Linked DNA regions of Homo sapiens: region 2 is linked to region 1. The links are chromatin contacts, found by Hi-C or POLR2A ChIA-PET in ENCODE. All regions are on one chromosome and are shown on one strand. The core of a region is the stretch at or near the end of the contact, and the rest is flanking DNA. Distances in the headings are between cores, read along the strand shown.

Evidence for each region. Hi-C counts contacts between places; a loop is a spot of excess contacts on that map. ChIA-PET counts read pairs that join two places held with the same protein, here RNA polymerase II (POLR2A). Pooled maps may share reads with other maps.
Region 2: a map of B cell shows a loop between it and region 1 (6-fold over the local background). The contact joins two enhancer-like sites. A Hi-C loop is called at or near these places in 24 of 168 maps with a recorded cell type or tissue (B cell, IMR-90, K562 and 18 more) and 12 of 50 pooled maps. POLR2A ChIA-PET finds 5 or more read pairs at or near these places in 7 of 52 experiments (AG04449, B cell, GM10248 and 4 more).

What each region holds. Positions count from the first base shown.
Region 1 is chr22:17,918,860-17,921,559 of GRCh38, reverse strand. The region is part of intron 1 of MICAL3 (microtubule associated monooxygenase, calponin and LIM domain containing 3); the gene reads left to right. Among named protein-coding and RNA genes, the nearest start is that of MIR648, 61 kb to the left of the region's middle. Within about 2 kb of position 1,304, at least 21 of the 41 ENCODE cell types and tissues checked have a DNase peak (open chromatin) inside an H3K27ac peak, as active enhancers do.
Region 2 is chr22:17,987,034-17,989,754 of GRCh38, reverse strand. All of the region lies in intron 1 of MICAL3 (microtubule associated monooxygenase, calponin and LIM domain containing 3), which reads left to right. Among named protein-coding and RNA genes, the nearest start is that of MIR648, 7.4 kb to the right of the region's middle. Within about 2 kb of position 1,379, at least 3 of the 41 ENCODE cell types and tissues checked have a DNase peak (open chromatin) inside an H3K27ac peak, as active enhancers do.

The DNA.
Region 1 (2,700 bases), core at 55-2,554:
CTGAGATCGCACCACTGCACTCCAGCCTGGGCAACAGAGCAAGACTCCATCACACACACAAAAGAAAAGATTAAGAGGCAGCTGTGCTAGTCCAAGCTAGTGTCAGTCAAGGGAAATGACCAAGGCCAGTCTCAAGTCTTAGTCATTTTAAGAGATACATTTGCCAAAGTTAAGGTTGCATACCCGGGAGACAGTTCTATGCCTTTCTCCGAAGATGATTTTGAGAGCTTCAGTATTTAAGGGAGAAAGAGTGGGATATTGTGAAATACACAGTTTTCATGTTGAGGGAAGGGAAAAATAGTCATTCATGCCTTTGACTCTGAATCTGCCTTTTTACATGAGATAACATAGACAATAGAGCAGAGGAAACAATCAGATATGCCTTTGTCACAGGTGGGCAGAGAGATGACTTTGAGTTCTGTCTTATGTCCCCGTACCTGTGAAGATAAGCTGTCAACTTACATTGCCATGGTGAATTTTAACAGAAATGCTTTAGGGTAAAGATCTTGGGGCCCACAAGGAATTTCCTTGTGGGCAAAATGCGAGGGAGTCATCTTTGTAGTCATCTTATTTAGGAACCAGAATGGAAGGTGGGTTTGCATGATCCCTTTCCCAGCTTGGCTTTTCCCTTTGGCTTAGTGAGTTTGGGGCCCCAAGATTTATTTTCCTTTCACACTGGGAATCTCGGGGCTTCCACCAGGATTGTGGTAGGCAGATGAACATTCTAAAGTTAGAATCAGCAGATTGGGTTGAGGAGTGGAGAACAGAGAAGGGTCTGAGATGACCCCAGATTTCCATTTGGTGGGTGGTGGGTTTGACTCCGTGTGGGGTAGACTTCCTTGGTGGGAGGCACCTGTGGATGGCTAAATGGAAATGTTTAGTAGCTTTGGATCTCTGGAGGAAGGTCAGAATGATAAAAATCAAGGGCCATCCAATTTTTTGAGAGCGGCAGATGAAAGAATTGCAGCTGAGAGACTGGAGGCCGGTGTGGAGAGTGGGCAGAAGCAGGAGACAGAGCACAGCCAGGGGAGGGCGGGTTCCAGGAAGCGCTGCAGCCAGGGAGCTAGCCAGATAAGACCGGAACGCGTCTGAGCCTGTCTCACTTGAAAGCCACCGTCACCCTCAGTGGAGTGTTGGAGACAGAGGCCAGATTGGAGAGGGAGTGAAAAGATGACCGGAAGAGGGTCATTAGGAGGGTGGGGACGGGCTGGGGGCCCCAAGACACAGCGTCAGGCTGGAGGAACCAGTGGGGTATTGTAGAAGGCAGTATTGGGGCCCCACCTATGGGTGGAGATGACGGGGCAGGTACAGCCACATCAGTCCTCACTGCGGGGACTTGCAGAAAATATGCTTTTGTCCCACCCCCATTCCACTCCCAAGGCTGGCGTTTCACGCGTGCAGCTTTCCCTCTCACTTGCCTCCTCCGTCACCGCCCAGCAAGTATGAAATGCGCAGTAACCCTTTGAGTCCTGTGTCCTCCTGCCTCAAATGAAGAAATGTTGCCTTGTCTGACACCTGGGCTTGTGGCAGCTTCGTGGCTTTCTCATGCAGATGTTAGCCATACAGGTAACTTGGAATCAGAAGTGTTATGGGTCCTTCACTCGTCTCTGGGGTAGTGGGCTGGGGCTGTTGCATAGCATTTGCTGACACTGATACCGCAGTTCTTTAGAAACCAGTTTCTTTTTATAGGGAACAGTTACACTGAAGCTATTTGGCTATTGAAACAAAGCTGCCTCCAGGTCCTGGCTCCTGACAGGCTCTCTTCTGATGGCAAGAACAGGTCCTGAGCTGGGTGTGGGGCCTGCTGGGCAGAGCCTGTGTGAGCCAGGTCCAGGGCTGGTCGTGGTCATGGAAAAAGGGCAGGTCTCCAGGGGAGCACCTCCCCCGCTGGGCAGAAGCCATCTGGACTCTCCTTGTAGGGGTCCCATTCTCTGTGACTCCCAGCCTGGTGCCACTGCCTGAAAGCACACAGTTCATTTTCATTTGATACGACTTCTGTCTCATATCCTAACTCAGTTCTGCCTGGAGAAGTTCATATACACAGCCGTTTGTTCATCAAGTGGTCCTCACTGTGCACCACCTGTTGTGGTCCAGGGACTGTTCCAGGTGCAAGGACGCAACAGTGAATAAAATGGCAAAAATCCTCACCCTTCCAGAACTTACATTGTAGCAGAAAGATGGATTGTAAGTAAATAACATTTAGAGGCTGAGTGTGGTGGCTCACACCTGTAATCCCAGTGGGAGGCCAAGGCAAGAGGATTGCTTGAAGCCCAGGAGTTCAAGACTAGCCTGGGCAACATAGGCCCTATCTCTACAAGTAAAAAACAATTAGCTATGCTTGGTGGTGTGCACCTGTGGTCCCAGCTACTCAGGAGCCTGAGGCAGGAGAATCGCCTGAGCTGAGGAAGCTGCACTGAGCTATGATTATGCCACTGCACTCCAGGCTGGGTGACAGAGTGAGCCTGTCTCAAAAAAAAAAAAAACCCACAAAAACCAAAAACATTTGGAGTATGTCAAGTTGTGGTAAGTGCTTTGGAGAAAACCAGGGAAAGAGGATGAGCAGGTTTAAACGATGTGACCAGGGAAGTCCACACTGAGAAGCTGGCATTTGAATATATGTGTCAGCTGCATTAGAAGGCTCGTGCCCTGGAAGTCAGAGCTTGTTTTCTCTGTTCACTGCTGTTATTTCTGGAGCGTAGA
Region 2 (2,721 bases), core at 130-2,629, 68 kb before region 1:
AGGACCCAGAGACAGAAGCATCTTGTGCAAGGGCACTTGGCACATGGGTGAGAGGAGTTGGGGGTTTGAACCTGTGACCATGTTGACTTCTGTGGGCCTACGGAGGAGATGCAATTTGAACTGTGCTCAGGCCATGGTAGGATTGTCTTAAGTGAGATGTGGGGGTGCTGGGGTGAGCGCAGGCTCAGGGTTGAGCGTGAGCAGCATGCATTCAGGGGCAGCGAGGAGGCCAGCCTGGCCAGGCTGGGGTTGCCTTCAGCATTGATGAGCTGCTGTACCGGGTTCTGTCTGGGTGGTGGGAGATAAATAAGATGTATTCCTTGCCCTCTGGGATCTTGCTGCAGCTGGCAAGACAGACACACAAATAGTTGATTTCAGCGCTGTGTGGTAAGAGCTATGATGAGGGTAAGTATAGGGAGCTGTGGGAGCAGAGCACAGGGAGCTGGGAGCATTCCCAGAGCCTTGCCCTGACTGCAAGGGCAAGGTAAGGTAGCGGCAGGCTTAGCGGTGGAAGGCAGGAAGGGCTTCCTGAAAGGCAGAGAACAGCATGAGCAAAGGCATGGCGTTGAGGGCTTTCTTGTTTATTCTCCTGGTCAAATGGATGTCAGGGTACAGTGTGGGCTTTATGGGCATCGGGGAACCTGCCGGGGGTTTGAACACAGAGCGACGGCGGAAGTCGAGTTTTAGGTCAGTTAATCTTGTGGAGGCGGGAGAACTGAGTCAAGCAAGATCAGCCGGGGAGGAGTCAGCAAATTTGTTTCTGTAAAAGGCCGGAAGGTAAATGTTTTAGGTTCCATGAGCTGGTTGGACTCCGCGGCTGCTCCCCTCTGCTGTTGTGTGAAGGCAGCCACAGAGAGCACAGAAGTGGATAGCTGTGGCTGGATTCCAGTAATGCTTTTATTTGTGGCCTCTGAAACTTAAATTTTATGTCATTTTTACATGTCACAAAATAGCTTCCTTTTAATTTTTTTCCCCAGCCCTTTAGAAATGTAAACACCAGGCCAGGCGCGGTGGCTCATGCCTGTAATCCCAGCACTTGGGGAGGCTGAGGCGGGTGGATTACGAGGTCAGGAGTTCAAGACCAGCCTGGCCAAGATGGTGAAACCCCCGTCTCTACTAAAAATACAAAAAAATTAGCCGGGCGCGGTTGCAGGCGCCTGTAGTCCCAGCTATTTGGGAGGCTGAGGCAGGAGAACCACTTGAACTCGGAGGGTGGAGGTTGCAGTGAGCCAAGATCGCGTCACTGCACTCCAGCCTGGGCGACAGAGTGAGACTCCGTCTCAGGAAACAAAACCAAAAAAAACCCAGAAATGTAAACACCATTCTTTGGCCTGCAGGCTGGATCTGGCGTGTGGGTGGTGGTGTGCCCACCCCTGGCAGATGGGGATGATTCAGGTGTGACATGACAAGGAACTGGAACAGGATGTTGGCAGTGGATGTGGAGTGGAAGGGACCTGATGCCAGATACATTTTGAGAAGAGGACACTGATAAGATAGAAAGGATAAGGAGAGGGCAGCGCCCCGGATAATGCTGGGTAGGTGCCTTTCCAGCCCCCTGTTGGTAAAGCTGGCCTTGTTTTCCAAGTGCCAGGAGTATGACTTGGTTCTGAAGAAAAACCCAAGAGATATCGGATGCTCGCAGACTTCCATCAGCATTGTTAGCTGTCCCCATGTCTCCCTGGGGGCAGTGCTGTGCCGGTTTCTCTGCTGCCTTGGCTTCGGGTGTTCTGGGCAGCAGGTGCCCCCTGCTGTGACTGGGGCAGCCTGCCCGCCTGTTTGTGGAGCCACAGGTAGCCACCTTTAGGGCAACTCTATTTTGATATAATTTCCTGTTTACAGAGAAGTTGCAGGAGGAGTGCAGGCACTCCCCATCTATTACCTGGATTTATTAGATTTGATCGTTTGACCCCATTTGCTTTATCATTCTTCCAGTGTGTAGATGCATTTTTTTCAGACCAATTTGAAAATTGAAGACATTGTGCCCCTTTACCCTAAATAATTCAGTGTGGGTTTATGAAGAATAAGGATGTTCTTGTCCACACCACAGGACAGTGATCGAGAAAGTTCCCAGTGACAGTGCTGTTTCTGTCTTTGAAGCTAGCATCTCTCCAATTGCTCTTGCTCGGAGTACCTGCCATAGGTAAATAGTGACGTGGCAGCTGTTCCATACAGGTGGGTAGGTACCTGCCCGTCTCTGCACCCACACACCTGCAGCGGTTCCCCAGCACGCATGCTAGGCTGCCCAGGGGGCAGAAGGCCCAGCAGTGGCCTAGAGGGAGAGCAGGCCTAGGGCTCACCGATCACTTGTCTTGAGCATCTAAGCTGCAGAGGGCGGGGACCGTACTTTCCTTCACAAAGCTCCTGCCAGTCCCTGCTGCCTCCAGGAGGAAGGCCATCTCCTGAACAGAACAGCCGCTCAGTTACAGTTCCAAACACCTTCTCTTTCAGCTTTCCTCTCCTCCATTGCCTGTCAGTCTGTGGAAAATGATTATTCTTGTTTCTTTTTCTTTTTTCGAGTTAGGGTCTTGCTCTGTCACCCAGGCTGGAGTGCGGTGGCATGATCATAGCTCACTGCAGCCTGGAACTCCTGGGCTCAAGCAATCCTCCTTCTTCAGTCTCCTGAGTAGCTGGGACTACAGGCATGCACCCCTATGCCTGGACAATTTTTTTTTTATTTTTAGTGGAGATGGGGTCTCGCTGTGTTGCCCAGGCTGGCCTCGA